Linked DNA regions of Mus musculus: region 2 is linked to region 1. The links are chromatin loops, found by intact Hi-C in ENCODE. Cell type or tissue: left cerebral cortex. All regions are shown on one strand. Links, peaks and the distances in the headings refer to the core of each region. The heading gives the core; the rest is flanking DNA.

Region 1 (16,546 bases), core at 5,797-13,796:
AGCCTGGCGTTGGGATCACGGTATTCTTGCCTTACCGTGTGTATGCTCGCTCTCTCTCTCTTAGCAAGTTTTATGTTATTTTTATGTGATTCAAACCCCAAAAATACAGTAAATATTTTTAGTTTATCATAATTTAATTTTTTTTAGTCTACCTAAAAAATTAAGGATATTATTAAAGGTTTTAAACAAATACATAGGGTCAGATTTTTCATTCAATGTAGCAAGACTTGGCTTGGATATCCTGTTGTTGCCCAGAGTCAGGGTGACCATGTGGCTGGGCAGTGCTGCACTCTTCTGTGCCCTTAGTGACAGTTGTCCTGCTGGCTCACCCGATGTGACCATTGTGCTTTCAGGCCTGGGCAGCGCCTAGGTTCCAGGTCCTCCTCCCTTCAATAGGACAACCAGCGAGGGCTCTAGCAATGGCTCCATGCTTCTACTGAACTGCTGGGCCTCACCTCCCAGTTGGCTAAGGACTGGCCCTACCTGTTCTTTGTTCGCTGCCCAGTGCTGCTTCTCCAGTTTTTAACAGTCTCCTACCCCTGAGTTTCTGAGCCCTTAATCAAGTATTATGGCCCCAGCCATACCACCCACCCACAGAGTCACCCTGCCTTTGGGTAGGAGTCTTAGCAGTAACCCAGTATTTATGGTGCTTCGGAAACCAGAAACATTGAATCAGACCAATTACTAGTTGCAATATGGATTTGCATGTAAAGCTGTTTGTGCAACACCCCCCACCCCAAAACCCCAAAACTGTATGACATATTGTTGTTTGCAGTGCCACCTCAATGAATAAAAATACAAGGAGAGATGGGAAAGATGGCAGAACTGAGGGGCTGTGGTGGCGACAGTCGTGGGGTTGTAGCCTTGGCTGACAAAGGGGCATGTTACCTAGTACTGTCAACAGGGTGGTGTGCAGCTGCCTGGAGCTCAGGCAGGCTCGGCTTCTGAATGTGATGTCTAGCCACAGATCGTCCCGGCTCTAGGCAGTGGAGGATGGCCAAGAGGAAGAAAGGCTCATTTTGTGGATTGGACCTTCTTGAAAGACCTCCATGGTCCATGTTGCTGCCAGAAGCCGTGTTGGCGTTGTGTGGCCTGTGGATGTCAGTGGTCCAGGCTGCCCCTGGGGACATCCTCTGTCTGCTGCGGCTGGCTGCTACGGACAAGGAAGCTTCTTTGCAGTATTTTCAATGACTTCAGACTCACAGTTGAGAATGAGAGACATTGAAGGCTTCTATGGTACCCTCCTTCCATCTCCAAACTAAACAGTCTGGACAGGAAGCCATTAAGAGAGTACTTAAAAACTGTGCTAGGGATGCTGAAGTGTAGCTCTTCACAGTTGATGGCTTCTGACAGGGGAGTGGGGTTAGGGGAGAGGATTCACTAATCTTTAAGTGGCTGGCCATTAAGAGTTTAGCTATGCGCCAATGAGTATATGTGCAACACAATTCAACACAATTTGGAATTGGTGTGTTTTTTCCTTTCTTTTTTTTTTTTTTTTTTTTTTGCATGGGAGACACACATAGGGTGGGAGGGTTGTAAACGTTAATTTTTTTCAAATCCTATTTTTAATGATGGTTCTTAAACCCTTTAGCTTACCACTCACTAGAGGTAGTGGGAAAGAAAGGGCAAAGTGGACCTGTTTAGAAAGGTTCTTTGGAGCAATGGGCAGTTCAGTTCACAGGTTAACAGCAGCAGCTTCATCCACTCGCAAACACCTCACAGATACACTAGCAGTCCAGTTTGGTAGAGTCATGAATCAGCAGTGGTGGCACTGTGTAGCAAAGACAGTGGGCTTCAGCCTCAGCAGGAGTCAGCAAGGGAGACCAGCAGGAACACCAGGAGAAGTTCTTGGCTGTGCCTTTCTCAAGGAAGCAAAGATCAGTGAAGACCCACAAGAGTGGATCCATATCGGAGAGACCTACAAGTGTTACATAGCTAGCTGTACCAGCAAGCCAAGCTCTGCTTCCATCACTCTATGGAGTCCTATTTGTGCCCTCCAAAAATCACGTGTCCTCCACGTGCCTTGCCTTGCCTCAGCACGTGCATCCAATCTGCCTGAGTTGGTGGAGGAGTCCTGACAAATGAAGCTCAACTACACAATATAAGGTGGACCCATACATGTGTGTTGTTAGCAAAGAATCCTTCATCACGTGTCTTTTCATGTGTTTGCTTTAGCAGAACATCCTTTCACCTGTGTCTGCTTCAGTGAAATTTCTTCTCCAGTCTGCCTTAGTCTTTCACCTGTGTCCACTTTAGGACAACACTCCTTCGAGTGTTTGCCCCAGCAAAACACTATCCAACACAACTGACTCTCCAAAATACCCTTAACCTTCCACTTCAGAAGGTAGACCTGGAATGCCTGGGAACCAAATGTGATTGGGGGTACACTCATTGTGTGAAATTCTCAAATAGTAAAAATATTATGTTGAGAGGAAAAACCTTGAGAAGTTACAGCCTGAATTTCTCCCTAGGAAGCCTTGGATGATCCTCACCATTAAGGTCCTAAGACTTGTAATGGCTGAGAATGTTCTGAAAACTGAGGACGCAGAGTGTCGGACCAATAAAGGTTAGAATTAGTGGAAGTCACTGCCATTCTCTTGGACTCTTGTTAGAGCAGATTGGTGATGGAGTGTCACATTGTGGGATTTAACTGTAAGAGGATTAATTAAATGGGCAACAAGGCATGAGTGATTAAGTTCATGATCCAAAGGGCAGGACAGAAAGACAGCTAAGATATTTGAGGTGTATGACTACTCCTGCCTCATCTCTTATCTCTCTAACACAACAAATATAATAGAGCAAAGCAAACCCCCAAACTATATGGTCTCACACTCGATGTGTTAGGCATTGCATCAACACAAGACAAGAGAACCAAATTGGAAAGGAGAAAGTGAAAGAATATTTGCATGTAACAAGTCATCCATGTAGATTAATCTGCCAACTCTACAGAAAACAAGACAAAACCCTGCTTATCACTAGAAATAAGAACATGATGAGAAATTGAAATTACAAAAAAAGTATCAACAGTAGAATAGTAATAGAAATAATTGGGAAAATCAGATGAAAGAAGAATAAACTTTTACATTGAAAATATAGAACATTGCTTAGGAAAATAAAAGAATTGAATAAATGGATATATATACACACACATATACAGGTATGTATATGTATACATATGTATATGTATATACATATATGTACTGTGTTCAACGATCAGAAGCCTTTAGTTAAAGTGCAAATTTTCCCACTTAGATGTGTAGATTCAGCATAATTCTGATAACAATTCTTGGATGGATGAGTGTATGCCTATGTGTGACAAGTGATTTTCATTTTCTTGGAACTCAAAATAAACAATCTCAGGAAAAAAATTATGTTGGAGTATGCCTTAGATTACCTGTATTCAAGACTTTTAAAGCCTCAGAGCTCAGAACAGTTTAAAGTAAGCAGAGTTCAACATCACAAAACAAATAATCAAGAAGTAGATTTCTACATATGTGGCCCATCCATCCTTGGCAATGCTGCAAAGATAATTCATTACGTAAATGACAGTGCTTTCAAGAAATGCTGATGGAAAAATTGGACACACATATAAAAAATGTGAACCTAGAGTCACATTTTACATCGTATAAAAATTAACTGCACAACTACTATACATCTGTGTAGCATGTATATATATATATACACATACATATATATACATATATGATATATAACATTATGCATATATTTAGAAAGAAAATACAGGAAAGAAACATTTGTAGACTAGTCAGCCAGGGATTTGTTAAAAACAATACAAATGTAAGATCTATAAGGCAAAAGCCAATTAATTAGATTCCATCAAAATAACTTAAGCCCAAACCTGCCAAACCTGATGACTTGACTTTTATTCTTGGAACCTACCTGGTAGAAGACAAGAACCAATTTTCAAAAATTGTTCTCTCACTTTGACCTGTATGCAATGGCATTGTGTAAGAGGGGCCTTACAGTGTCTGTTCATTTCCCTCCCTGCCCCCCAAAAATTTTGTAAAAAAAAAATAGGTACTGTGTGTGTGTGTGTGTGTGTGTGTATGTGATGGGAATTTAATCCAGCCTCACAAACTGGTTACACTTCCAGCCCCTGAGCTTTCTCTCTTTTAAATACTTTTGCTAGAGGATGAAAAGATAGTCATAAACTGTGTAAAATGTTTACAAGTCTAAAGGAGCTACATTCACAGTATACACACACACACACACACACACACACACACACACACACACACACACATAATCAAAAGCTAATGATAAGAAAACAATCCTAACAATGGGGGATATGGATCCTGAACGGCCAACTCCTGTGACCAGGCAAGACTACCAATGGAAGTTTTGGGACACCAACCCAAGCACAAAACCTTAGACCCATAATTTGTTCTATCTACAGGATGTGCAGGAGTGGGGGATGAAGTAGAATTCGACGGATGGGCCTACAGATGACTGACCAGGATGTGAAGTGAATAAATAACTCAGTCAATTAAAAAAATGGACATCCTGAAGGATGCCTGTAGTCTCAGCAGCTGGAGCTGAAGACTGGAGGATCAGAAGTTCAAGGCCATCCTTGGTTACTTAGTGAGCCGGAAGCAAGTTGGAGCTACACAAGACCCTATCTTTTTAAAAAGGTGTGGTGGCACATGCCTTTACTTCCAGTACTCTGAGAAGCAGGGGCAGATGTATCTCCATGATTTTGAGTCCAACCAGATCTACATAGCAAGTTCAAGGCTGATTTAACTACATAGTGAAACCCTGTCTCAAAAACAAACAAAAGAATCCAGTTTAAAAAAAATCTAAAAATGTTTGAATAGAGATACTTAAGTACCTAAGAAGATATATGAAGACGAATAGAAAATAAACATACAACAACAACAACAACAACAACACAAAGATACCCAATGTTTTTATTTGGTAGATAAATAAATGCAAACAACCTCAAGGAAGTCCCTCCACTATATACAAAATATTTAAAATTAAAAACAGTGATCATATTAAGTGATGGTGAAGCTATGGAACAACCAGTTATTACTTTTTAATTTTTATTAGGTTTTAAAGATTTATTTTTATTTAATATGTATCAGAGTTTTGCCTGCATTTATGTCTGTGCAACACTTGTGCCTGAGGCAGTCAGAGAGGCTGTTGGATTCCCTGGAACTGGAGTAGACCTTTGTGAGCTGCCAAATGGGTGGGTTCTGGGAACAAAACCTAGGACCTCTGGAAGACCAGACATTACTTTTAACTACTGAGGCATTTCTTCAGCCTTGCAACTAGAATATATAAACTTTGATGGTGGTAATATAAATTAGAGTAGCTTCTTTGTTAAATAGTCTGGCAACTTCTTGTACACTCTTCTACCATTTAACCATCCACTAGGGGACATTAGCCCAAAAGAAATGAAAGGGTATGTCCACGGAAAGAATTGAAGGCCATAACAGCTTTATTTGAGAGAAGTCTAAAGTCAAAACAACCCTTCTACCCAGAAATGTAGAAAACCTGTTAGGCATCCACAGTGGACTAGTACCTGGGAAGTTACAAGCTGTTGATATATAGAAGAAAACAGGTGGAATTATCTTAAGATACCCATGCCATTTGAAAGAAGGCAAATAAAATGGTCTTTATGTGTGATTCTGTCAACAGTTTTAGAAAAAAAAAAAAAAAGAATTAACGTTCAGTTACAAGAAACAGAAAGGTACATAAGGAGGGCCAGTTAATGTAAACAACATGAAGAAACTTTTGAGGTTGATGGAAATGTTTTATTATGGGGATGACTTCAGTGATGTATAAAAATATTAAAATACTTTACACTTTAATATCTGTAGTCTATGCAAATTATACTTTAAGCTTTAGAAATTAAATGGAGGGCTCCTTGGTAGTGATCTTTCGTGAGGCCTTGGTTTTAATTCATTCCTTTGCAAAACAAAAGAACTAGATAGAGATGGTTTTTAGCTGTGCAATGTTTCCTCCAAGTGTAATAACTTGCCTATAACCCTATCCCATCCCAGTCCCCACCGATCCCTGCTGTCCCCTGCAATGTTTGATGTGGATGCGAAGTTTGGGGAGAAATATGTGTAAAGCTATTGATCTATAAAATGATATTGTCACTTATTACGGTATTCTTTTCTTTGGGAAAAGAATATCCAGTTTGTCCCAATTTTGGCTTTTAAAAAAAAAAAAGTTTAAATCTCGAGGTACAAATTAGGAAGACCCACGCAACTTCATGTCACGGTCTTACATCACTGGCGGGGTGTGGGGCGCCCTCCTATAAACTGACTGCACACAGGGCCAGGCTGCTGCTTTCGGGAGCAGAGCGGAGCGCGTGCGTGGACCGTGGGCGGCCTGGCTGCGCTCGAGGCCTTGAGGCCGGCCACCCACGTGACCAGGGCTGCGCTCCCTCCGCTATAGCGCAGCAGCACCTCGCGCATGCGCAGGCGCAGTGCGTGCCCTGAGGCGTGGAAGCTCGGCGGTAAGCGGCGCCAAGGGCTGGCCTGAGGGCTGGAGGGCTGAGGGTGGAGCGCCTGGTATGTGGGGCCAGCGGCTCTTTGCTGGGACGGCTGTGGCGCAAAGTGTAAGGTCAGTGGTAGTCTTTGGTGGCGAGGGCGACAGGGGCCGCTCCCAGGGTGTTCTTGTCCACGCTGCTGGCGTTTTAGGTCTGGGCTGAGGCCTACTTCCGGCGAGCTCGAAGGCGCCGCAGCTTCTCGGTGAGCTGCCCGCAGACCCACTGTGTGGACAAATCTTGGTGAGCTGCCCGCAGACCCACTGTGTGGACAAATCTCGGTGAGCTGCCCGCAGACCCACTGTGTGGACGACTTTCTTCCCCTCTGGCGACGTCTGTGGTTTTAGCCTTCCAGGCCCCCCAGAAAGCCAGCATCTTTACCTCACCTTGGCCCATTTCAAGGCGAGATTTGAATTCGCCGTCGTGCCCTCCACCTCTGCTTAAAGTCACTACAGTTCCTTGGCAAGTCTTTTAACAACGATTTAAAATAAGGCTAGAAAACCAGTTTCTTAAAACAAGTGGCAGGATTTCCAAAGTAAACTTTTAATTTTTTCTGTGCCCGTGACAGTGGTAACACATGTCTTAATCCTACTCCATTCGGGAGGCAGAGGCAGGCAGATCTTTGAGTTTGAGGCCAGCCTGGTCTACAGAGAGAGTTCAGGACAGCTACTGAGAAACCTGTCTTCAAAAAACCGAAAACAACCAAGAACCAACCAACCAACCAAGCAAACAATAGTGTTTTCCAGAGAAATATTCTTTCTCACTAAAAGACTCCATTTTTTAAAAAAAATTTTTTTCCATTTTTTATTAGGTATTTAGCTCGTTTACATTTCCAATGCTATCCCAAAAGTCCCCCATACCCACCCACCCCCACTCCCCTACCCACCCACTCCCCCTTTTTGGTCCTGGCGTTCCCCTGTACTGGGGCATATAAAGTTTGCAAGTCCAATGGGCCTCTCTTTGCAGTGATGGCCGACTAGGCCATCTTTTGATACATATGCAGCTAGAGACAAGAGCTCCGGGGTACTGCTTAGTTCATATTGTTGTTTCCATTTTTTTTTTTTAAAACAGCTTCTCCACAGCTGAATTTTAAAACTACTTTTTAAAGGATCCCAGATTTGAAGATGATTCAGTGATGTTATTTGAAAAAAAATTAAGCTAGACAAAATTTGCAAGTTTTAAATTCCTATAAATAAGCTCCATTATTTGCTGTGATGAGTTAATTACTCTTTTCATAGTTGAGAGCATTTGAAACCTTGATGTAGATTAGATGTTCTTGGATGATCTAAAAGCTCTCAAAAAATGAGTCTCAAACCATGGCATGTACCCTACGTTTTAAGGGCAGTTTTGTGAAAAATTGTTTTTCCCCTATTTATTGGAATGTGTAGAATTACCTTAAAGTTGAAGGACAAACCAATGCTCTAACCACACCCCCCAGCTTTGGAGGGTGGAGAGTGCGCCTATTTTGAGAATGAAATAAAATCAGTTGGAATTGAACAGTGAAGTAGATTACATATTTTATCATTTTAATTTATGAGTAGAAAGTGATTCCTGGATTTTTGAGAATCAAATCGTAAAGTAGTAGACACTTCTTTTGAAGTACTTTTTTTATGTAATAAACATGATTTTTGAAGTAATAGGCAAATTTGATATATTTCAGTTTTTAATTCTAGGGCATTTTAAAAAACAAAATAGCCAATAGCCACTCCCAGGCTAGCCACTCTCAGGCATTTTATTATTTATTTATTTTTTTATTTTATTGTGGAATTTTCTTGTTTGAGAGGTTTTTTTTTTTGTTGTTTTTTTTTTTTGTTTTTGTTTTTGTTTTTGTTGTTGTTAATATGGGTTTAGAGAGATGGCTCAGCAGTTAAGAGCATTGTTGATTTTCTAGAGGACTGGGTTCAATTCCTTTCCTCCATGTTGGCATTTGGGACTTGGGACAGCTTAGTTTTGTTAAACATTGAACTTTAGTTCTCTGGAAGCATCAACACAGCAGTTTACATGGCTGTAACTTTAGTCCCAGTGGATCTGAAGCCCACTTTTGTCCCCCTTCTGGCCTCAACATGCATTGCATGTACACAGATGTGCATTCAGGCAAGACACATACAACACACACACACACACACACACACACACACACACACACACACTGCATGTTGTTTCAAAATATTGATTTATATAAGTGATCAAAATCTGTTTGAGTTATCTTACTTGTAAATCTGTAAAGATTTGGCTAAAGATAATGATAGGGACAGAGATAATGTGTTTTGCCATTGAAAACTATAATATTTTCAGAACAAATACAAGAAACAGTCATGAGAAAACAGGAAGTTTTTAGTATAGAGTTTGAGTTTTGATAACCATCTTAGGGCAAATACTTTGAACATATGTGGTTTAGATTTTTTTCACTGTTAATGGATATAAAAACCTAATTCAAGGTATTGAATTGTTAGTTTTCCAGGACTTGTCCAAATGGATGAAGATACACATTACAATAAAGGTACTGGCATTAAATATTATTTGGGGGTATAATAACTAAATGATACTGATTAACTTCTAATTTGTTTTGCATTGTGATTTTATTTTAGTTGAAGATGTTGTTGGAAGTCATGTAGAAGATGCAGTAACATTTTGGGCCCAGGTAAATATAATATTGGTTGTTTTTTCTTTTCTACCTTCCTCTTATCAACTCAAGTGTTTTCCAACAAAAATAAAAATCTAATAATAAATGTGATTTTTGTTTTCATTCCCAGTACCTAATCTTGATTAAATCATATAACACAAGACATAATTACAAGACAGTTGATTGCAACATGCAGTTTTCCTATGTTGAAAAAAATGCTTACAATTGAATTAAACAAGAAAATTATCAAGATTGGAACTTCAGAGTCATGTTCAATGGGGTCAGAAAGCCACATGCTGTTGTATTTTTAAAGCTATAGCTCCACCTAGGGGTCTTTGTAAGATTGTTTCCTGAAAATTTAGGCTAAACACTTTTTAAAAAAATTACTTAACATCCAAAAAAACAACAAAAGCAGATCTTAGCTTTCTGGCCTGTGTGTGTCAGAAAGCTAAGTTCTGTCCTCTTTTTGTGCCTTTAACACATTCACAATACTTTCCTCATTTTTATTAGTTCTTTGAGGATTTTATTCAAAGTATTGTGGACATAGCCACCTCACACCCTTCTTCCCCTCAAAATAAAGTTTTGCTCTTGATCCTGTCGTGGACCAGTGTAGCATATGTGGGATCATAGTCCCTGCTGACACTGAAGGAATTGTAGGTAGCACCTTTCCAAGTTGGCCTACCTGTAAGTCACACGCAGGAATTTTGTGTTTTCCCGACTTTCTTGGTATACAAGTGAATAGTTCTGTTGATGGAGGTTTGGGGCAGTATAGTTTTAAAAACAACATTAATTACATTTAACTTATTAATTAGTTAAATACACCATATCTTTATAAAATAATCTTTTAGCATACTTCTGTTTTACATTTTTATTTTTTATTCTTTTATCATTTCATACAGTATATTCTGATTCTTTTATTCCCACTCCCAACTCCTAAATCCTCACCCACCTCCCTACCCACACAACTTCATGTTCCTTAAAACAAAATGAAAACCCATGGTGTTGAGTTTGTGTTGACTGAACCTGAGGCCTGATCCACAGTGTGATTGATGTATCCAGGATCCCTCCATTAAGGAATACTGATTTTCTCTTTCCCAGAAGCTATCAATTTTGAGTAGCTTCTTTGCTAGGGGTACCCACTTCCCCTTTTCCATGCTGGGGTTTGGGACAGCATTGTTTTGTTAGAAGTTATGTTGTGTGGAAGCTCAGATAATATGTCAAACATTGGACCATTTTGGATACACTTACACCATTTCAAAGAAACTTCTTGAAAGTTTCTAGCATATCAGGTGGTAGTAGATTGTAAAGGGAGTAAAGATAGGGAGAGGAAAAGCTTCTGTACTCTAGCCGCTGGCAGGTGACAAAGAAAACCCAGGTTTTGTTTGTTTGTTTGTTTAGTGATCTGCATTTTATTGTAAGATAAGTATATAATTCTGAAATCTGGAGAACTAATAAAGTGTGTCTTATTTCAATGATAGACTGCAAATCAGGAAAGTATATTCAGTTTTAAATACAAAGTAAGCAGGGTGTGATGGCACACCCCTTTTATCCCAGCATCTGGGAGGCAGAGGCAGGTGGATCTCCAAGGACAGCCAGGTCTACACAGATGTTTTCTCAACAAAACAAAACAGCATAACAGTATTAAACACCAAAGTTCTTGGGTTTCAGATGTTAAGAAGTGAATCTATAATGTACTGTTACTGATGAATTTTTGATTCTGCAAACTATACATGATGGGGGTAGGGAGAGGAAATTGTATTTAACTACACTTCCCATGGCTTGGAAACTCCTTTATAATGAAGTTAAGTGTACAGTGTATAAAGTAGAAGTTATATAAAGAGCTATAGAAGACTATGATTAAGAGTTCTTAAAACTACAGAAATATCGGCAGAATTTATGGTAAATTATATACTTACACACAAACTTTTTATTTTTAAAAATTATATGCATGTGTGTTTTGCTTGTGTTTATGTCTGTGTACAACTTCCGTACCTGGTGTCCATGGAGTTCAGAAGAGGGAATTGGATTCTCTGAAACTGGATTTATAGACAGTTGTGAGTTGCCCTGTTGGTGCTGGGAATTGAACCTGGTTCCTTTGGAAGAACAACCAGAACTCTTAACAGCTGATCCATTTCTCCAGTTGTACATACACTTTTTAAATGGTGCTCACATGTTGTAGATCTATGTGGGTCTGTATTCTATATTATTTAGCACATGTGCCACTTAGTGGTACCCCGCACTGAATGACAAATTATATATTTAAGGTTTTTATATAGGAACTATATGTGTACTAACTTAATACTTCCTAGGTTAGTGCTGTTACTGTAGAAATACAATGTGAATCCTATAAGTAATTATAGCTAGTTTTAGCAGCCACATTGGTGCAAGCAAAAGCAACAGGTAAAATAATTTTAATACATATATTTATTTAACTTAATATATCCAAAATACTGTTTCAAAATCTTATCAGCAAACTGTGCCTGGTAATTCCAGCTACTTGTGAGGCTGAAGCAAGAGGACCTTGAGTTTGCACCTGTCTTGAACACTTAGTCAGACCCTGTTCAATAAACAAGGACTGGGGATGTGGTTTAGTTATACAGTACTTGCCGAATGGAAAGGGGTTCCATTTCCAATGATAGAAGAAAGTGCATGCATGCAGTTGGTATAAAATATGAATAAGGCATTATTTATTTATTTAGGTTTTTAAAGGTTCTTTGTGTAGCTATGGCTGTCCTAGAACTCTGTAGACCAGACAGGTCTTAAACTCACAGCAATACACACTACAAAAAGTTAGAAAACATTCCTTAGATGAATGCAATAAAAAGATTAAAACTACTGTTGCTATTCCTATATATCTAATGCCTATCCCAAGATGCAAATCATAAAATCTTTTTGAGATGAGGTTGAGATGAGAGCAGAGACACATAAGTAGAGATTTGGAAATACAGAGGCAAATCAGGGTGAAGATCTATTGTTTGCTTCCTCAGCCTGATTTCTGCCACTTAAAAGAGAATACTACCAATTGAATGGTCTTGAGCAAGTTATTATTTACTTTTTTATTTATACTGTACCTTTTATTCATACTGTGTGTTCTCAAACACTTCCAACCTTTATAATCTGATAGATTAAAATTGTTATATCCTATATGCTCATGAAAACTGCCACTACTAATAACAACAATATTACTGAATATGTGCACTAGTAGAAATATTACCTAAGTAGCTTATTTAACTTTTTGGCTCCTCATCTATACTTTGGAGGTAAGTTATATTGTCATTGCTAAGTTGAGGACTAAATAAATGAAGTTTCAAAAAGTTGTAAAAACTTGCTCAAGGCCATTCAGTTGATAGTAATGGAACTGGAATGAAGTTTTGGTAATCTTCACAAATCTTAATGTATAATAATTATCTTATACTGCATTTATAGAAAAAAAATGTTCATTGCAGTATAATTTTAATAAATATAAACCATAAACCATTGAATATCAATTGCTAAATGAATGTAAAACCAGTCATGATACACCCAGACAATAGAATTGTAGGAAATTATTGTAAAGAAATCAGAATCCTTTTCTAAAAGAGCAGATCTCCAAGTTAAAACAACAGTACACACATCTAATCTCTAGCATAGTTCGCAAGGAACTACAAGCACTAGTGTTTATATGTAGGGAAAAATTGGGGGAACAGAAGGGTAGAAAGAATTATTAGTCATATTGTAAAATCCTTGGTACTGCTTGGATTTTGTATTACTTATCTATTTGGTATTTGTTTAATAACACACACAAACCCTAAAATTTAAGTAAATTACTGAGTAAAAAAAGATATTTTCTTTAACTAATATTAATTATTGCAACTCATAATGTTGTTTCTCAAGTCTTCATATACTTTATTATTCATCTGTTCAAGCAGCAGATGCTGTTGTATCACTATGTGCTAGGCACTGGAGCATGTACGGGAAATGAAAGATTAGTATAAGGTACACACCATATCTCTGAAGATCTTACCTTCTAAGCATATAAAACAAGTTATTCAGTAAATAATTAGCATTTCCAATGATGTTCAACAAGAGGGGACTAAAAGATGATAGAATTTAAGCTTGAAAGTGTCCTCAACAACAACTTGCTGGAATATATGAATTTTTACAAATTAACATAAAGGATGAGTAGAATTATGACAGAAGAAAGTGAGAGAAAAAAGGCAGAGGTGTACTTCAGTCACACGTAAGACTGACCATGTGTGAAAGCCCTGAAGCAAGAAGGAACACAACCAATTTGGGAAATGAAGGAAGTGTAATATGACTGTAGCCTACAGAGGGAAAGCAAAAACAGTGATCTGAGACTAAAGTTAGTGTATTTTGAGAGCAGTGCAAACTCATGAGTGGTTTAGGATAAACGAAGACATAGTAATATTTGAGTTAAGATGCTTACTAATATTGTGAACAGTGGACTGGAGAGGAGCAAAAAAAAATACTTAAGGATTGTCAGTATTTTTAGTCAGATGAATGGCAACTAAAGGAATCTTAAGTATTTTGCCTTCACCTCTTTCTTTTCTTCTTCCCTTTACTTCATTTTTTCCTTCTTTCACTCCCTCCATCCCCTCTCCCCTTCTCCCCCATCCCTCTCTACTCCCTCCTCTTTTTTTTTTTTTTGTACTGGGGATTGAACCCAGGGCTTCATGTATTCTAGATAAATATGTTCTACCAACAGTGTTATTACCACAACTCCTAGTTCTTTTTTGTATGATGACAGCGACATTCATCATGATCTCTTGGAACTGTTCTTTGAGAGGTTTTCTATCACTAGACATTATAGCCTCATTGAATATTTTTTCTTGGGTTTCTATAAAGCTTGATGTGTGTGTGTATATATATTTGATTTTATTTGTGTTCTTGAGGCAGCATGTCATCTCAGAGCCCAGCTGGCCTCCAACTCAAGGTACTCCTGCATTCCCTACTTCTCAAGTGCTGGGGTTACAGGTGTACAGCTTCACTCCCAACTTATATTTAATTTCTTCTAATTTGAAGAACTTTATTCACAGTAAAATTACAGAATCAGTTCAAAGGCTTCTTGTGTACTTCTCACCCAGCTTCTGTTAATGTTACCTCTTGTAGTAACCATAGCACAGCGGGGTAAAAGCCAGAAAATTAATATTGGCACATGGTTGCCAATTGAACTATATATAGCCATTATTTCAAATTTTACCAGTTTTTTTTTTTTATGTTCCAGGATCCACTAAAATTACCCATTGTATTTTTAAGAGGCCTCTAACCTTTGCTACTTTATCAAATTTCTTGACTTTGAATGTTTTGGATGAGTCCCAGTTGTTTTTATAAAGTATCCGTTTAATGGGTTTGTTTGATGATTTCTCATAAATTGGCTAGAATGTCCAAAAATGATGTTGTGTCCAGTGTGCATTGTATTGGGCTTCCTGGTGTCATTGAATATGTTAACTTTAATCTACTTTGTTGAGATGTTCATTTCTTAAAAATATAATAAATATTTTTATTTTTTAAAAGATTTATTTATTTATTTATTTTATTTTACAGCTACACTGTAGCTGTCTTAAGATATGCCAGAAGAGGATATCAGATCTTATTAGAGATGGTTGTGAGCCACCATGTAGTTGCTGGGAATTGAATTTAGGACCTCTGGAAGAACAGTCAGTGCTCTTAACCACTGAGCCATCTCTCTAGCCCCTAATATTTTTCTTTTGTAATTATAAATGTTTTAGAGAAAGACACATGGGATTGACTAGTCTTGTTTTTCCTAACTTTTCACTGAAAATTTTTATCTTTTCTTGGTATTGTACTGGTCTAGTGATGGCCTTTCAGCCTTCTTTATTCCTACTACATCTATTGATTGTCTTTCTGTAAGGAAGAGTCATTTCTTTTCTGTGACTAGTGTGACTAGTGGATAAGCCACAGGTTGTAAGTCTTTTGCTGTTGTCATTTACTTTTGCTGTTTGAATTCTTCATTTCTGGCCAGTGGAGCAGAAGTTGGCCAAAGAACATAGGTTGGTTCCATGTCTCCTAGACATGTCTTAGTCTTTCTTTGAGCACTTGCTTATTTTCTGTCACTACAATTACCCAGTTTGTTTCTGAGGAACCTGCTTAGTATGATTTAATAATATTTGGTACTTTATTTGAATTCTATCTAAGCTTAGTGTCATTTTTTTTATAAGAACTCATTTGAATTATGAAGAAAATGGTAGCACAATAATATGATCCAGCCAGGTGTGGTTTATGCCTTTAATCCCAGCACTCCGGAGGCAGAGACAGGAGGATTTCTGAGTTCAAGGCCAGCCTGGTCTACAAAGTGAGTTCCAGGACAGCCAGGGCTACACAGAGAAACCCTGTCTCGAAAAAACAAAAACAAAAACAAAAACAAACCAAAAAAAACAAAACAAAACACAAAAACAATCCAATTCCCAGTACTTTAAAGTTTCTTAAATATTAGGCTTAGTAGAACCCTTAATTATATATGATATCTTCAGAAAATAATTTATTGAATCTCATATTTTTTCTGTTTTATTCTTAGAATGTCAGTAAAAATAAGGATATTATGAAGATTGGTTGTTCACTCTCAGAAGTTTGTCCTCTTGCTAATTCAGTTTTTGGCAATCTTGATCCTAAGAAGGTGAGCGTTATTCCTGGAAATAATCATTCATCGTACATGTCAGCTTTTCCAGATTTTAGAATCTAGATTTTGGAATTTGGGGCCTATTTGAATAGAAAAGACAGATTTTGTATAAACTACATAGTAAATTTTTTGAAATTTATTAATTAAAAATAACTTATGGACAGAAATTCTGATATAAACTATAATATGACTTTTGATTAAGCATGGGGCCTAGTACATCTTAGGTGAGTACTAACAGATCTACATCTTCAGCCCTCTAAATTGTTATGAGTCTTTTGTCTTCTGTATGTGTGGCTAATACTTGCTTCTGTTCTGTGGCTAACTTAATTACCTTTTGAATATCATTTGAAATCTGATACATATTGCTATCTTCCTTTTTGATATGTGATTTCTCTTTCCTGCTTTAACTCTTCATCTACAGAGAGATGGGAGATAGGGAAGGAAGGCAGAGTGGGAGAATGAATGAAAAAAAAAAGCGAAAGGCAAGGAAAGACACGACTGCTCCTAGGGATGGTGGAGGAGAGAGTTTATTATAGACATATGGGAGAGCATGTCCAGAGTGGGCATGGCCAGACTGAGCTGGGCCTTGTGGGGAGAGGAAGGAGACGGGGACCAGGTATAGCAGCTAGGAGTCCAAAGGTACAAAAGGCAGGTGATCAAAATGTCTAGATTATATAGCAAAGAGCCCTTTGGGGGAAGGGTAGCAAAGGCCTGGGCTAGAGAATTGGGGTAGAGGACAGGAGAATTGGGGTAGAGGGCAGGGTATGCT
Region 2 (16,546 bases), core at 3,308-11,307, 390 kb before region 1:
AAGGAACCCTTAAAGTTTCCACTTCAGTTGTATGTCAACTAAATCCCACTAAAGCTATTATTGTTTGAAAGAAACAATACTCTGAGATATTTACTGTTCAGCAACAAAGGCAAGTCACGGGACAACCAACACCGTGTGATTTCATTTGCATAAATAAAAAGGATGACATACATGTGAGTTTTAATAGTTTATAATCATTTATTCAGACACTGCCTTTGTAATTTTGCAAAGGCTTTTTATCACAAGGCAGCAATCTTTTTTTTTTGTACTGTTTAAGGAATTTTTATTAAAACAAGAATTTTATAATCCAAATTACGTTTCCTTGCTCAGTCATCAGTTCTGTTCCTTAAAACAGAGCTGATGACAATATCAATGGGACTGTTGCAGGATTTTCCCTGTCCAATCACATTAGGGCAGTGGCAGGCCTGTGACTGGACAGGAAAAGGGAGGCAGAGCTAGGAGTTGGGGAGACAGATTAGAGAGGTCTCAGAAGAGGAGAAGGGGGAGAAGTCAACATGGAGGCAAATGGACAGGAAGAAGATCCTCATCTCGCGTGGTTTTAAACAGACACAAGCAGCTAAGATTTTCACAAAGTTAGAATAATTGGGGTAAAGCTTTTATCACTATCAATTGGCTCTGAAATTATTGTATTGGCATCTTGTAAATTGTGATCTTATTGTTATATAAATCTGATTGGATAATTAAGCTTTAAGAGTCATATTTCTACTGGGTAATTAGGTGTTGAGATGGCTGATCATAGGGTGTGTGGGGCATTGCATGCAAGCAGAAGAACTCGAGGGCACCTGTCCAAGAGATGGCCAGTTGGAGCCCTGTGGTCCAGTTGGCAGGCAGCAGGAACAGGGGTTCTCTGACCCCATGGAGAGTTGGCAGGTTCAGTTTTTTAATATTTTCTGCAACTTGGGACAAGCAGACTTAAGAGGCAGATCAGCCAAATACAATGCAGAAACCTTAGTAAGACAAAGTGAGGAGAACTGTAATGTATGAGACAGCTGTAAAACTTTACTAATGGACACTCTGTATTCAGGAACTCTGTTTCTGACACATGATCATGTTTCAGTTATGTTTTCTAAAGAATTTGTTTTTCATGAATAGGTGCACGTATGTTTACTCTTAAGACATTTGTCACTTACTTCAATTTAAGGTATGGAAGAGTTTATAGAACATAGAGAACATATGGTGACTTTGTCAGGCTGGACAAGTCTTAGGAGGCTCCTTGCATCCTTCACTTTCCTTTTGTATCACTCAAGATAGGTGTGACGCATCTTTGTAGAAGAAATGTGAGATCAAGATACAGCATACGGGTAATTATTCTCAAGTATAAGCTCAAAAAAGAAACCAACCGTGTGACCAAATTCAGTATATAACTCTCAGGCACTGACTGGTATTATAAAAACATAAGCAAATATACAGGTTCTCTGAATGGCATTTAATGAGTGCAAACTGACTTATGGGCCTCCAACCTCAGCAGAGGAAGAACGTGCGCACAGAGCGTATGTACTCCAGTAAACTGACCACGTAGCGATTGTAAAGGAAGTCCCAAACTCGAAAGTTTTGAGAACACACAGACCATGTTCTGAAAGAACCACTGGTCACAAAAAGATGCAATGAGAAGGAAGCCATACTTGATGGAATCTTCTGGCTCTCACCGTAAAGGCATCTGGCCCCAGTCTAATCCTTAACTGTGGTAGTTAAGAGCTCTGGTGAGTTCACTCTAAGATGTATGAAAAACTCGAATGGTAAAATGGAACTTGTCCTATAAGATGCTAAAGTATGCAATAATGCTCTAGAATTCTTTAAAAATGGTGTCGGCTCAAGCACAGAACAATGGACGCAGAGACCTCAAACTGTAAACTGTGAAGATAAAAGGACAAATGGAAAACTCAGCACTATGATAGATCACATGAGGAAATCTCTCACAGTCTAGAAAAGACTGAAACAGTAGGCTCCAGACGCAGTGAAGGCCTTGCATGGGAAGTCAGTCCAAAGACGGAGGAAAACATTGCCTGATCTAACAATGCAAGTTCTCTCAAACAAGACCTGAAATCCCTAAGTCCCAAGGTAAACAGAGGTGGAATGGGAGTGGAGCAGCAGACTCTGGTTCTGAAGGAACGGCTTCCTGCTTTAAGAACACTTGTTGCTTTTGCAGAGAACTAGAATTTGGATCCCAGTGCCCACTAGGTGGCTCACAACAATCCTTAACTCCAGGAGATCCAACTCCCTCTCCTGACTCTGCGGGCACTGCACACACGGACATACAAGCAAAACACCTATACATGTGGGGGAAAAAAGGAAACTAAAAACATTTTTTAAAGGCTACAAACTTCTATTCAACAAAACAAAATCACCAAACTGATGGGCTGAAATGCTTATAGTTCCTCAACTTAACAAAGGCTTAGGAATTAAACTATATAAAGAATTCTGAAAATCAATAAGAAAACGCCAGTGATTCACTGTATTAGCAGTAAAGTATTTGAGTGATCGATAGGGAAACCCACAGTGATAGCAAATACATCAAGAAAGACATAAGCAAGACATAAGCAAGGAACTGGGAGACAGACAGAAGTGGGTCTGACATGGGTGCCAACACAGACTGATGCAGACCCTGTGGAACACAACCTGAATGCACATTATGAACTTGAACATGACTACATCCCATAAAACTCAGACATCACATCCAGGGGAGTAGATGATTGAAGGAAATTCCCATCCAGGACTATCAGGAGATGAGAAGACTGTTCATCCGTGTATGTCATGGATGTGGGCATTGGAAGCAAATTCAGATCTATCAGAGAATGAGTGCGTCAAATGTACTGAGTACCACAAAATGCCAGGAAGTTCTCCAGAAAGTAGACACTGAGATGGAGTTAGATTTTCTGGGGAGCTAAGACCTGGAAAACTAAAGATGTCTTAGTAATGTTTTCTATTCCTGCACCAACATCATGACTAAGAAGCAAGTTGGGGAGGAAAGGGTTTATTCTGCTTACACTTCCATGCTGCTGTTCATCACCAAAGGAAGTCAGGACTGGAACTCAAGCAGGTCAGAAAGCAGAAGCTGATGCAGAGGCCATGGAGGGATGTTACTTACTGGCTTTTCCCCTGGCTTGCTCAGCCTGCTCTCTTATAGAACGCAAGACTACCAGCCCTCCCCACTTCATCACTAATTGACAAAATGCCTTATAGCTGGATCTCATGGAAGCATTTCCTCACCTGGAGCTCCTTTCTCTGTGATAACTCCAGCTGTGTCAAGTTGACACAAAAGCAGTCAGTACAAAAGAGAAAAAACAACTTTGGCCTACGGACCCAGACTGTACCTGTAGCTGACTCTAACTATCAGGTCTCTGCCAGTGCCCAGAAGAGCTGGGGTTGGGGGTTGGGCAAAGATGGCCTGATGGGGAGGAAGCAGAAGGTAGAGAGGGGCCCCTGCTCCTTGGTCATGTCTAGGGCCATGTAGAAAACAGAAGTGCCTCATTCAAAAACCAAGACACACTGCAAAAAAGGACTAATAGAGAAAAGCATTCACTGAACACACACACACACACACCCCACTGTAAAATGCAAATTAAAACCATATCAAGATTCCAAGCACATCAATTAGAATAGTTGACTTAAAAGTGTAATAGTACGCTAAGAAAATGGCCCAGCAAATAAGAATACTTGGTGTGTGAGCATGGGGGCCTGAGTTCAGATCCTGGTGCCCACATAAAAAGCTTGTACAACCACTCTGGAAATCAGTCTGGCGGTTCCTCAGAAAATTGGACATAGTACTACCGGAGGATCCTGCAATACCTCTCCTGGGCATATATCCAGAAGATGTCCCAACCGGTAAGAAGGATACATGCTCCACTATGTTCATAGCAGCCTTATTTATAATAGCCAGAAGCTGGAAAGAACCCAAATGCCCCTCAACAGAGGAATGGATACAGAAAATGTGGTACATTTACACAATGGAGTACTACTCAGCTATTAAAAAGAATGAATTTATGAAATTCCTAGCCAAATGGATGGACCTGGAGGGCATCATCCTGAGTGAGGTAACACAATCACAAAGGAACTCACACAATATGTACTCACTGATAAGTGGATATTAGCCCAGAAACTTAGGATACCCAAGATATAAGATACAATTTGCTAAACGCTTGAAACTCAAGAAGAACAAAGACCAAAGTGTGGACACTTTGCCCCTTCTTAGAATTGGGAACAAAACACCCATGAAAGGAGTTACAGAGACAAAATTTGGAGCTGTGGCGAAAGGATGGACCATCTAAAGACTGCCATATCCGGGGATACATCCCATAATCAGCTTCCAAACGCTGACACCATTGTATACACTAGCAAAATTTTGCTGAAAGGACCCAGATATAGCTGTCTCTAGTGAGACTACGCCGGGGCCTAGCAAACACAGAAGTGGATGCTCACAGTCAGCTATTGGATGGATCACAGGGCCTCCAATGGAGGAGCTAGAGAAAGTATCCAAGGAGCTAAAGGGATCTGCAACCCTATAGGTGGAACAACATTATGAACTAACCAGTACCCCGGAGCTCTTGAGTCTAGCTGCATATGTATCAAAAGATGGCCTAGTCGGCCATCACTGGAAAGAGAGGCCCATTAGACACGCAAACTTTATATGCCCCAGTACAGGGGAACGCCAGGGCCAAAAAGTGGGAGTGGGTGGGTAGGGGAGTGGGGGGGAGGGTATGCGGGACTTTTGGTATAGCATTGGAAATGTAAATGAGGAAAATACCTAATAAAAAATATAAAAAAACAAAAGGAGGGCATGGCCACACGAATGCCTGAGGTCCCAGCACTGGAGAGGACAGACTAGTTAGAACAGATAGGAGGATTGTTGGGGTTCACTGGCTCTCAGGGAGAGACCCCATCTCAAAGAGTGACAGAGCAGGACACATGATGTCCTCTGTGGCCTCTGTGTATGAACGCACACACCCGCGCACACACACACAAACACATGCATACACCACACACATACACCACACACGTGAAACAATACTGATAGCATGAACTGAGGACAGGGATTCTGAGAAATGAGGTCTGTCGTATCTTGCTAGTATAAACAGAAAGAACCAGGAGGTTTCTCATAGACTAAATGTTTGCTTATCATGTGATCCTACAATCACATTTTGGTCATTTATGCCAGAGAAATAAAACTTATGTTTACACAAAAGCCTTATGACTAGAATTCTTAGCGGCTTTCCTCAGATAGCAGATGAGAAACACTTTGAGCAGGCTGAAGAAACAAAATTGCTACTTCTGGACAATAAGGAGCTGTGCGTAGGTGGATATCACCAAGTATACGCTCAGTAGTCAGAGAACACCCATGGGGACATCACTCAGACAGCACGCTCTCTCGGCGAGAGAACTACAGAGATGGATGGAGTCTGCTGGTTTGCAGGAGATGGACAGGGATATAAGTGAAGGAGCCACCAGAGTTCCTTCTCAGTAATGGAGCAGTTTAGTGTCTTGATTGAAGTGCCAGCAGGTGTGGGGCAGTTAAACAAATCTATGGGTGAGACAAAAATGCCTAAAACTGGAGCTGGAGACAGAGCAAGAGAGTGAGAGAGAGGGAGAGAGACAGAGGAAGACAGACAGAGAGAGAGAGGGAGAGAGAGAGACAGACAGAGAGACAGACAGAGAGAGGGGGACGAAGGGAGAGGGAGGGAGAAGAGGGGTGAAGTTGTCTGACTTCTGAAGTCTACACTAATATCTTTCTTCTGGTATTGACATTGAACCCAAGCTACACCCCACACCCATTGTGATAATTAATCTTATTGTCACCTTGACAGGATCTGGACTCCACTATGAGACAGACCTCCCTGGGTGGTCTATAGGGACATTTGCAGAAGGACTAGCTAAGGAGAGAAATCCTTCATTCATCATGGGTGCTGTATCCCAACCGGAAGAGACCCGGGGCAGAGCAATAGTGCCTTCACTGCTGTGTCTCTCTGCGGCCACTGTCCTTTACCCACACAGACTCCAGCTCTTCAACCTTCCAACACAGCCTGAAGACCAGCAACACTCCAGGAGTCTTCCAGACCTTCAGTCCCAGACAGGGACTACCAAAGGACCCCCCTTTGCCGCTGAGCAGGCATGCAGCCCAGCAGGCCAGAAGACGCCTGGAATCCCCACATTAGAGAGACTGAAGCAGGAGGATCCAGCAAGGTCAAGGACAGCCTAAGATATGTAGTGAGTAAGTTCCCAACACGCAGGGATATATAGCCAGACCCTATCTCTACAAAAGATAAATCCAAACAGCCCAGAAATTTCTACCTTGTTAAAAATAACAAAGACCATGTAGATAGAAAAATATGGTTAAAGCACTATTTTAAACATAAAGATTTACATCCATCTAATAAATACATATCAGATCTGGTTTATATACTTTATTAATTTGTGTGTGTGTGTGTGTGTGTGTGTGTGTGTGTGTGTGTGTGTGTGTGTGTTCTGAAGATCCAAACTCATATCTTCACAGTTGCATGCAAGCATTTTTTCCCAATAAACCACCTTCCCAGTCCCAGAAAGTTTTTAAATCCAAAACTTACATTAATATACAAATACATACCATATAACCATAAGCTATGCATCCAGATGCCATTTAGACATAAATTTCGGGTGGGTGATGTTTCTCAAGAAGGAAGTGAGCTTAGGCTGCTCCTGTCTATCCTGTCCTGTCCTGACCCTGACTCCACCTTGGCCGTTGTACAACTTCCCTGCACCAACGCTAACTGGACAGTAGATGGAGCCCGTGCGCCCAACTTCTGCAGCTCCTGCCAGAAGCAAAAGCCTCAAAACCGCTGAAAGTCCCAAGGCAAGTATCATTTTGCCCGGAATCTTCTTCTCTCGCCCCTTTGCCAGCAGTCCCCAGCCCTCTCACAGAACCAACCTGCCTCACACTGTACATTCATTGCTTCTTGGCTTTTTATTCCCTCCGTGTAATAATTCTGAGATTCGTACTTACTATTGTAAACATCGGCAGCCTGCATTTTTGTTGCCGAATAGCATCCCTGTGTTTGGATAGCACAGTTTTATTCATTCACTCATCTGCTGGAGCGTTCTTCCCACTTTTTGGAGTGTGTGAGGGAAAGTGCGTGCTCAGGTATGTGCAGTTGCACATCTGTGCATGAGCGTGTGGGTGAAGATCAGAGGACAACCTCAGGTGCTGTTCTCAGTAATCCTGTCTACCTCCCTTCAGATAAGATGTTGTACCGGACTGTCCTCCAAGTCCAACCAGAGCCATCTTCAGAAGTCCATCTTAGCATGTTCACCAAAGATCGACTGGGCTTGCTGACCTTTGCTCTTCCCTCATGAAAGGTGTAGATATGGAGGGTCACGGAACCCTCAACCTGAGAGTCTAACCACTTGCCCCCAACTAATTGGATGCAAATCATCACTAATTGCAGGTAGCCTCCGGTTCTGTGGGGGCGGGGATAGGTAATAGAGGTGAGGAAGGAGAGGGGCGGGGCTTCCATTTATGCAGCCAGGAGGAGGAGGAGTCATCCTGGCTGGGTGGAGACCTCCTCTCCTTCCTAACCCCTCACCCATTGTAAGTAAGCCAAGTAAGCTTATTTTCCCCTCCGCTCCCCTCCCCCATGAACTTTAGTGTTGGAACCTTTGGAGGAGAGGTAAGCATTGTTTAAGAGTTCCCCCAAGGGAAGGCAGTTTGGCAACACATTAGACAAGACAACCTAGAGAGCCGAGAGACTGTGGCTGCCTCCCGAGCACTAAGGTTACAGCAAGCCTGACATGTTTACATGGGTTATGGAGATTGAATTTAAAAGTCCCTGAGCTTGCAAAGAGAACTCTTTTCCTCACTAAGCTACCTCCCCAGGCCTCTGCACTTTTTAAACTTTTATTACTAAAGCTGCTGTGAACGTTTGTGTGTGAGTCTGCGCTGAACGTTTCATCTTCTCCCCAGGAGACGCTTAGAAGTGGGAGGAGTGTGGCCGGCCCATGCTCACTGCGGCTGTTATGAGGAGCTTTTCAATTAACACCACTAATCATGCAAAGTAATTGGGGTTTGCTGTGATGTCTCCGTGAGGCATGGATTTGATGGATTTCCCACCTCACCCTGGTGCTTAAGTTGCATTACTGAGCAGAAACAAACCTAAGACACAGTCCAGTGTGCATCTTGAATAATAACAGTTTTTAGTTTAAGTTCAATGCAATATTCAGGGCATTTTTACCCTAGAAAAGTATTTGTTCTTTATCTGAAATTTATACTTAACTGTCCATCCTGCATTTTTTTTCCCCTCTGGCAATTATATTTTTATTGCTCCAACAAAATAAAGTTTGATTGCACCTGAATCTACATATTTATTTATTAATGTAGGTCTGTAATGATAATTGTATTCTTATTTTTATTTTTATTTATGTGTTTATATGTGTGCTTGTTTTATGTGCACCATGTGTGTGCAGTACCCAAGGAGGCCAGAAGAGGGCATCAGATCTCCTGTAAGCACAGGAAGTTCTGAGCTACCTAATGTGGGTGCTAGGAATTGAACTCGGGTCCTCTGCAAAAACAGAAGTGCTTTTAACATATCCAACCCATGCAATAATAATTTCAAACAATACAGACAAGTATGGGAATACTCTTGTTGCCATAGTTCACCAACTTGGTGAACATATAAGCCAGTGTACTGGACACTGTCCAGAGAAGCCCAAGAAACTCCTTCTCCTGGTGGCCTTCAGGAAAACAAGAGAAAAAACAAAAACAAAACACAGAGACCAAAAGCACACACCTACTTTCAAAGAACGTGCTTTTCCAGTAAGAATGCAGAAGGATATCACAGGCATGTTATTAGAGATCAAAAGCAATGGTAGTAGTATCTTGAATGCTTTGAAACTGACGGATCACTCAGAGCCTAGTACACAGCAGGACTATCCTGGGGGAAGTGTAAGCTTTGAATCAAGCACTGAGCAGAAGCAGCTCACTGTGAGAAACCAGAGGGCCAAGATGGAAGACAAGAGAGCGAAAGACCTGTCTGAGTTAGTGAGGAGGCCGCCTGGCCACAGCCAGCAGACCAGTGGGCTACTGTGACTCATGCCCCAACATGAGACGTGGGGTTCCATTGTGTAGGCAGGGGATGGAGAGCCATGGTAGGGTCTTGGGCGTGGACAGCTTCTCAGTTTGGGTATGTTTCAGTAGAGAGGCAAGGCAATAGGTAAGTGAGCGAGGGGAGAGGTTGTTGGCATAAAGATCCTGCCTCCTGGGCAGATACAGGCACAAGCAGGCACCATCTAACTGGAAGTGCCCTGCATTGCCCTGACAGTGACTTGCACACTCACTCTGCAAAGGACTGGGCTCATCTGGGAACACTACCAACCTCTCTTGGTTGGCATCCTGTCCACAGAGAGTCTGAGTCCTTACTGTCCTATTTAAATGGTTATCCCCATGCAAGAAGGTATCCCCCAACTTGATTTCCTTTTACTGACTTCCCACTTCATTCTTGGAGGAAGGGCAGACAAGAGCCTGGTCAAACAGAGGAGATGATTCGGTAGAAGTTGGGAGATTCAAAAGGAGGCCCATTGCGACCTTACAGGAAGTGCTCTGGTTCTCCCAGTGAACGGCATCTATGGTAGCCTTTCTCACTGTTTCCCCACCCAGACCTCACACTTTTCTGCTGGCCTGACTAAATCCAATACAACCATCTGCCTCTGTCTCTTAATGGCTGCATAATGTAGCATCCCACTGTGTGAACCATCTAATTTAGCCCCTCTCTCTCTCTCTCTCTCTCTCTCTCTCTCTCTCCCTCTCTCTCTCTGTCTCTTGATAGAAGGGAAGGCTTTTGTAGCAATGTACAAACAGAATTTCAGGGCACACCTTTTGGAGCACACACTCAGATGCACACAGCTCTTTCTTCACCAGCCTCAACCAAGCTCATGACTGCTGAGTTGGAGGTTTCGCACTTTTAAGTCACCTTCCTGTCACACGGCCAGCCGAGTTCCTGTGGCCACTGTGGAGACGGGGACATGACAGCAGTAGCTGGACTTTCTTTCATTGTCTTCCACTCAGCAGATGGAGTCTCATTGGCATGAGGCTGTTTGCTGTGTCCTCCAAGTCAAAGCACAAAACCCCACATTCCACGGAAAGCCCCATTGGCTGTGTAATTTATCTTGGTCACCTGAGGTAATTTATCTTGGTCACCTTGTCCTTGTTAAGCCTGCCTCAGCCTCCGTTCCACCATAACAGTCCACAGTGTTTTGTCATTGGTGCTGGTGATGGGTATTTGTTTTGGTTTAGTTTTGGAGTTATGGGACAAGGTCTCTTCATGTACCCCAGGCTGGTCTGGGACTTGGGATTCTCCTGCCTCAGCTTCTGAAACCTGAAACTCCACACTTAGGCCATCACACTCAGTCCTTCACACAATATTGTGGCAGAGAGAGAGAGAGAGAGAGAGAGAGAGAGAGAGAGAGAGAGAGGAAGGAAGGAAGGAAGGAAGGAAGGAAGGAAGGAAGAAAGGAAGAAAGGAAGAAAGGAAGAAAGGAAGAAAGAAAAAAGAAAAAAGAAAGGAGGGAGGGAAGGAGGGAGGGAGGGGGAAGGAGAAGACAGACTTGAAATTTTTTTAATTTCTTTCTCCCTTTGCTGTTGCCTAAGGGCTGCTGTGACCCAAGCTGGAGTAGCCTCCCCTCACCACTTCTCCCACCCTGGACCTCGCAAGAAGCCCCTTCAGTGAAGCCCTCACACTTGATGCAGGCTGGTGCCTTTCTGCTCATCAGACTAAATCCGATATAACAATCTACCTCCATCTTTTAATAGCTGCACAGTGTCCCACCCCACTGTGTGAGCCTGCCATCATTATCCTCTCCTCTTTAATGGGGGATGGTTTATAGCCTTCCAACTTCTATCTCCAAAGAGCCAATCTAGCCCTAAGTCTAGGACCTGGCTACTCAGCTTTGTTCTATGCCTTGCCTTTATGACAAATAGTCCTGGCTGTCCCACAGTGCCCTGTTCCTGCATAATGTATTGTCTGTAGCAACATCGAAGCCATGGCTTCCTACTTAGCTGACTTACCAGAGTATGTTTTAGAAATGTGTCACATGCTCTTTCTGCTTCCGATACTTGATTATTATTTTCTCCTCTTCCTCCTCCTCCTCCCCCTCCCTCCTCTTCCTTATTTTCCTCCTCCTCCTCCCCTCCTTCTCCTCCTCTTCCTTATTTTCCTCCTCCTCCTCCTCCCCTCCTCCTCCTCCTCTTCCTTACCTTCCTCCTCCTCCTCCTCATCATCATCATCTTACAAATCTCCCTAGGCCAGCCCATTTCTGACTTTTAACACCTTCAAGGGAGTTAAAGCTTGACTATACTTCACATCTCTGCTTAATTGCTGCTAAAAGGCTTGTTTTGTTCTGGAGATGGGGTAGGGGTATATGAACTGTTTCCAATTTGTCTTTCCCTTTTGCCTTCATATTCCTAGTTGTGCCCTGCTAATTGGCACCAAGTCCACTTTCTAACTCCACTTCCTAGGACAGAAGTTCCCCTTGGTCTTTTCCCCTGTAAAGTTCCCACTCCCATCCCTACCCTGCCACACTCGCCCAATGCACATTTAACTCCTTAGGTTCTAGGGAACCTTCCTTGCTCAAGGGGAAGGCAGTGGAGCTGGCCTGAGAGACTCAATGTGTCACATCTGGGCATCAGAAAAGGTCACTGGGAATTCACCGGCCCTGTGGCCAGTGAATTGATTTTCATTTGAGACCCTTCTGAGAAGGAGGAAGAGCATGGCAATGATGTCGTGCAAAGCCCTGGCATGCTGACTTGTTGTCACAGGGCCGGTGGCCTGGAGGCATTGCAACACCAGGCTCATGGACAGGCAGAGCAAGTCCCATGACTACGTGGGGCTTCCCTGTCACTCTGGGGTCAGCAATACTGAGTAAGAGAGTAGATTTTAAACCATCTTCCTATTTTATTGGAAGAGCATGCTTAAACTTGCAGGGCTGGATTTTGCCATTAACATTTATTAACATAATTATGTTCTAGAAAGGGTATAAAATGATTTACAAAAATGCAGCATGGCCTGGTGGCACAACAAACACATTTAATCTCAACCCTTGGGAGGCAGAGGCAGGAGGATCTGTGAGTTCAAGGCCAGCCTGGTCTATATAGTGGGTTCCAGGACAGCCAGGGCTACATAGTGAGACCCTGCTTCAAACTTCATCGCAGTGAGATACAGATTTAGATCAATGGACGGGAAGATGGGGGAGGGAAAAGAAAGACAAGAAGCATGACAGGAAGCTGAAGCTGAAGATGATACCTCAAAATGTGCTCTGTGTGGGCTTCCTGTTTGCTGCTAGCAGTATCAGAGTTGGGCCCAGGTTTCTGTTTCTTTTCATTTTTATCTATGTGTATAAGTTGAGGGAGGTATGTGAACATCTGACTACAGGAGAATTCATGAAGCTGGAATTGAGGTCATTGTGAGCTGCCCAACGTGAATGCTGGACACGGATTCTCTGGAAAAAAAGAAGTTCGTGTTCTTTTTTTTTTTTTTTTTTTTTTTTTTTTGGCAGGGGGTAGTAATCCAAATTTATTAGAATAATAGAAAAAGAAAACCTGTCTTTTGGTTTGAGAACATTTGGCTCTGAAGTGAGTTCCACACTACTGCCAAGTGACTCTTCTGTGCCTCAGTTCTTGAATATATAAAATGGGGATACTGTTGGCCTGGCAGTCTTGACCTGATGAAAAGGGGATGTTAGGCAAAGGAGAAAGTCTGTGGAGTTAGTTGTCCCAGGCGATATCCTTCTTTTTCTTTCCTCTTTTCTTTTTCATTTCGTTTTTTTCTTATATCCAGATAATGGATGTTTGATAAGTCTTGGTTTCACATGTTTTTGCTTGAAGAATATTTTTTTCTTTTTTTTTTAATTAGGTATTCTCCTCGTCTACATTTTCAATGCTATCCCAAAGGTCCCCCATACCCACCCCCCCAATCCCCTACTCACCCACTGCCCCTTTTTGGCCCTGGCGTTCCCCTGTACTGGGGCATATAAAGTTTGCAAGTCCAATGGGCCTCTCTTCGCAGTGATGACCGACTAGGCCATCTTTTGATACATATGCAGCTAAAGACAAGAGCTCCCGGGTACTGGTTAGTTCATATTGTTGTTCCACCTATAGGGTTGCAGTTCCCTTTAGCTCCTTGGGTAATTTCTCTAGCTCCTCCATTAGGGGCTGTGCCCATCCAATAGCTGACTGTGATCATCCACTTCTGTGTTTGCTAGGCCCCGGAATAGTCTCACAAGAGAGAGCTATATCTGGGTCCTTTCAGCAAAATCTTGCTAGTGTATGCAATGGTGTCAGCATTTGGAAGCTGATTATGGGATGGATCCCTGCATATGGCAATCACTAGATGGTCCATCCTTTCGTCACAGCTCCAAATTTTGTCTCTGTAACTCCTTCTATGGGTGTTTTGTTCCCATTTCTAAGAAAGGGTAAAGTGTCCACACTTTGGTCTTCGTTCTTCTTGAATTTCATGCGTTTGGCAAGTTGTATCTTATATCTTGGGTATCCTAAGTTTCTGGGCTAATATCCACTTATCAGTGAGTACATATTGTGCGAGTTCCTTTGTGATTGGGTTACTTCACTCAGTATGATACCCTCCAGGTCCATCCATTTGCCTAGGAATTTCATAAATTCATTTTTTAATAGCTGAGTAGTATTCCATTGTGTAAATGTACCACATTTTCTGTATCCATTCCTCTGTTGAGGGGCATCTGGGTTCTTTCCAGCTTCTGGCTATTATAAACAAGGCTGCTATGAACATAGTGGAGCATGTGTCCTTCTTACCGGTTGGGACATCTTCTGGATATATGCCCAAGAGAGGTATTGCGGGATCCTCCGGTAGTACTATGTCCAATTTTCTGAGGAACCACCAGACTGATTTCCAGAGTGGTTGTACAAGCTTGCAATCCCACCAACAATGGAGGAGTGTTCTCCTTTCTCCACATCCTCACCAGCATCTGCTGTCACCTGAGTTTTTGATCTTAGCCATTCTGACTGGAGTGAAGTGGAATCTCAGTGTTGTTTTGATTTGCATTTCCCTGATGATTAAAGATGTTGAACATTTTTTCAGGTGCTTCTCTGCCATTAGGTATTCCTCAGGTGAGAATTCTTTGTTCAGCTCTGAGCCCCATTTTTTAATGGGGTTATTTGATTTTCTGGTGTCCACCTTCTTGAGTTCTTTATATATATTGAATATTAGTCCCCTATTTGATTTGGGATAGGTAAAGATCCTTTCCCAATCTGTTGGTGGTCTTTTTGTCTTATTGACGGTGTCTTTTGCTTTGCAGAAGCTTTGCAATTTTATGAGGTCCCATTTATCGATTCTTGATCTTACAGCACAAGCCATTGCTGTTCTATTCAGGAATTTTTCCCCTGTACCCATATCTTCAAGGCTTTTCCCTACTTTCTCCTCTATAAGTTTCAGTGTCTCTGGTTTTATGTGGAGTTCCTTAATCCACTTAGATTTGACCTTAGTACAAGGAGATAGAAATGGATCAATTCGAATTCTTCTACATGATAACCGCCAGTTGTGCCAGCACCATTTGTTGAAAATGCTGTCTTTTTTCCACTGGATGGTTATAGCTCCCTTGTCAAAGATCAAGTGACCATAGGTGTGTGGATTCATCTCTGGGTCTTCAATTCTGTTCCATTGGTCTACTTGTCTGTCACTATACCAGTACCATGCAGTTTTGATCACAATTGCTCTGTAGTACAGTTTTAGGTCCAACAGGGTGATTCCACCAGAGGTTCTTTTATCCTTGAGAAGAGTTTTTGCTATCCTCAGGTTTTTGTTATTCCAGATGAATCTGCCGATTGCCCTTTCTAATTCGTTGAAGAATTGAGTTGGAATTTTGATGGGGATTGCATTGAATCTGTAGATTGCTTTTGGCAAGATGGCCATTTTTACAATGTTGATCCTGCCAATCCATGAGCATGGGAGATCTTTCTATCTTCTGAGATCTCCTGGATGGTTCAATATACGGAAATCCATCAATGTAATCCAGTATATAAACAAACACAAAGACAAAAACCACATGATCGTCTCGTTAGATGCTGAGAAAGCATTTGACAAAATCCAACATCCATTCATGATAAAAGTCTTGGAAAGATCAGGAATTCAAGGCCCATACCTAAACATGATGAAAGCAATCTACAGCAAACCAATAGCCAACATCAAAGTAAATGGTGAGAAGCTGGAAGCAATCCCACTAAAACCAGGGACTAGACAAGGCTGCCCACTTTCTCCCTACCTATTCAACATTGTAGTTGAAGTCCTAGCCAGAGCAATTAGACAACAAAAGGAGATCAAGGGGATACAAATTGGAAAGGAAGAAGTCAAAATATCACTTTTTGCAGATGATATGATAGTATATATAAGTGACCCTAAAAATTCCACCAGAGAACTCCTAAGCCTGATAAACAGCTTCAATAAAGTAGCTGGATATAAAATTAACTCAAACAAGTCAATGGCCTTTCTGTACACAAAGGATAAACAGGCTGAGAAAGAAATTAGGGAAACAACACCCTTCTCAATAGTCACAAATAATATAAAATACCTTGGCGTGACTCTAACTAAGGAAGTGAAAGATCTGTGTGATAAGAACTTCAAGTCTCTAAAGAAGTCCGTGTTCTTAACCACAAATCCTTCTCACAAAACCCCTTGTCTATTCTATTTCAGACAAGGTCTTGAGACGAAGTATAGCCCAGGATGACCTCTGACGTGCCATCCATAGACTCCCGAGGGCTGTGACTACAGACGTGCACCAGCATGTCCAGCTGATTGCCCTGGGGTCTGCAGCAGTGGCTTCCCGGGCCTCTGTCATACAATCTCCTCTAACACACACACAGGCAGAGACTTCAGGCCACAGTGCCCGTCAGCAATCATTTCTGTAGGAAAGTAAAGATTCTGTCGTCAGGGACACGTCTCAGCTGTTTGGCATAACTCCAGGTGGATTCTGGTGGGTCTCCGCCATTATCCACAGTGCCCTAGATGTAACCAGGAAGCAGCTCTTTCATTCTGCGTAGTGAGGGGTCGGGGAAGCAGATGCTTCCTGCCTGCCGTCCTTTGCTGGAAGGTGCTGAGCTGCTGTCATGACGGGACTGGCTGCCTCACTCGTCAAGTTTGATGTAAAATGAAAGTCCTTAATCTAAAGATTCTGAGATGGGTACATTCTGAGAAGATTCTGAAATTAGTACATCCAAACATTAAGCCAAACAGCCATGTTTTATAAGAGTGGAACCCTACGAGTCACTCATTTCAAAGGATGCTCTTATCCTTGTTGGAATAGAATAAAAGCAAAACAAAAACAACAACAAATAAAAAACTAAATGGACACGGGCTGACAAGCCACCTCTACCTACCCATGCTGACCCTCAGTTGGGGATAAAGAGTGCGCCCGAGTTCTACAGAGGATGTGAGTGTGGGACGAGAAGATGCCACTTTCTTCTCACAGATTGCTTATTTATTCCAGTCCTCACCTGTAAGGACAATGGGTAATTAAGGGAACAAATTGGATCTCTGAAATGACC

What was found. Peaks named below come from ENCODE experiments on the same cell type or tissue, not always from the same donor. Only the 100,000 strongest peaks of a DNase experiment are listed, where the experiment ranks them.
Region 2: it touches region 1 in a loop (8-fold over the local background); 3 of 42 quality-filtered maps call a loop at or near these places.

Annotation. Positions count from the first base shown.
Region 1 is chr6:49,389,091-49,405,636 of GRCm38, forward strand. Stk31 (serine threonine kinase 31) reads left to right here and starts at 6,514. Exons shown (of 24, transcript NM_029916.2): 1 at 6,514-6,594; 2 at 8,971-9,017; 3 at 9,106-9,158; 4 at 15,676-15,774. The coding sequence starts at 6,545. It overlaps Fam221a (family with sequence similarity 221, member A), which reads left to right. Exons shown (of 7, transcript NM_172727.3): 7 at 1-815. In left cerebral cortex, for the core only: CTCF peaks have their summits at 8,563 and 9,462 (motif pointing left); DNase peaks (open chromatin) are centred at 6,408 and 9,492.
Region 2 is chr6:49,001,403-49,017,948 of GRCm38, forward strand. No RefSeq gene overlaps it. Among named protein-coding and RNA genes, the nearest start is that of 4930563H07Rik, 10 kb to the left of the region's middle. In left cerebral cortex, for the core only: CTCF peaks have their summits at 6,777 (motif pointing right) and 8,461 (motif pointing right); a DNase peak (open chromatin) is centred at 6,785; H3K4me3 peaks cover 412 bases; H3K27ac peaks cover 245 bases.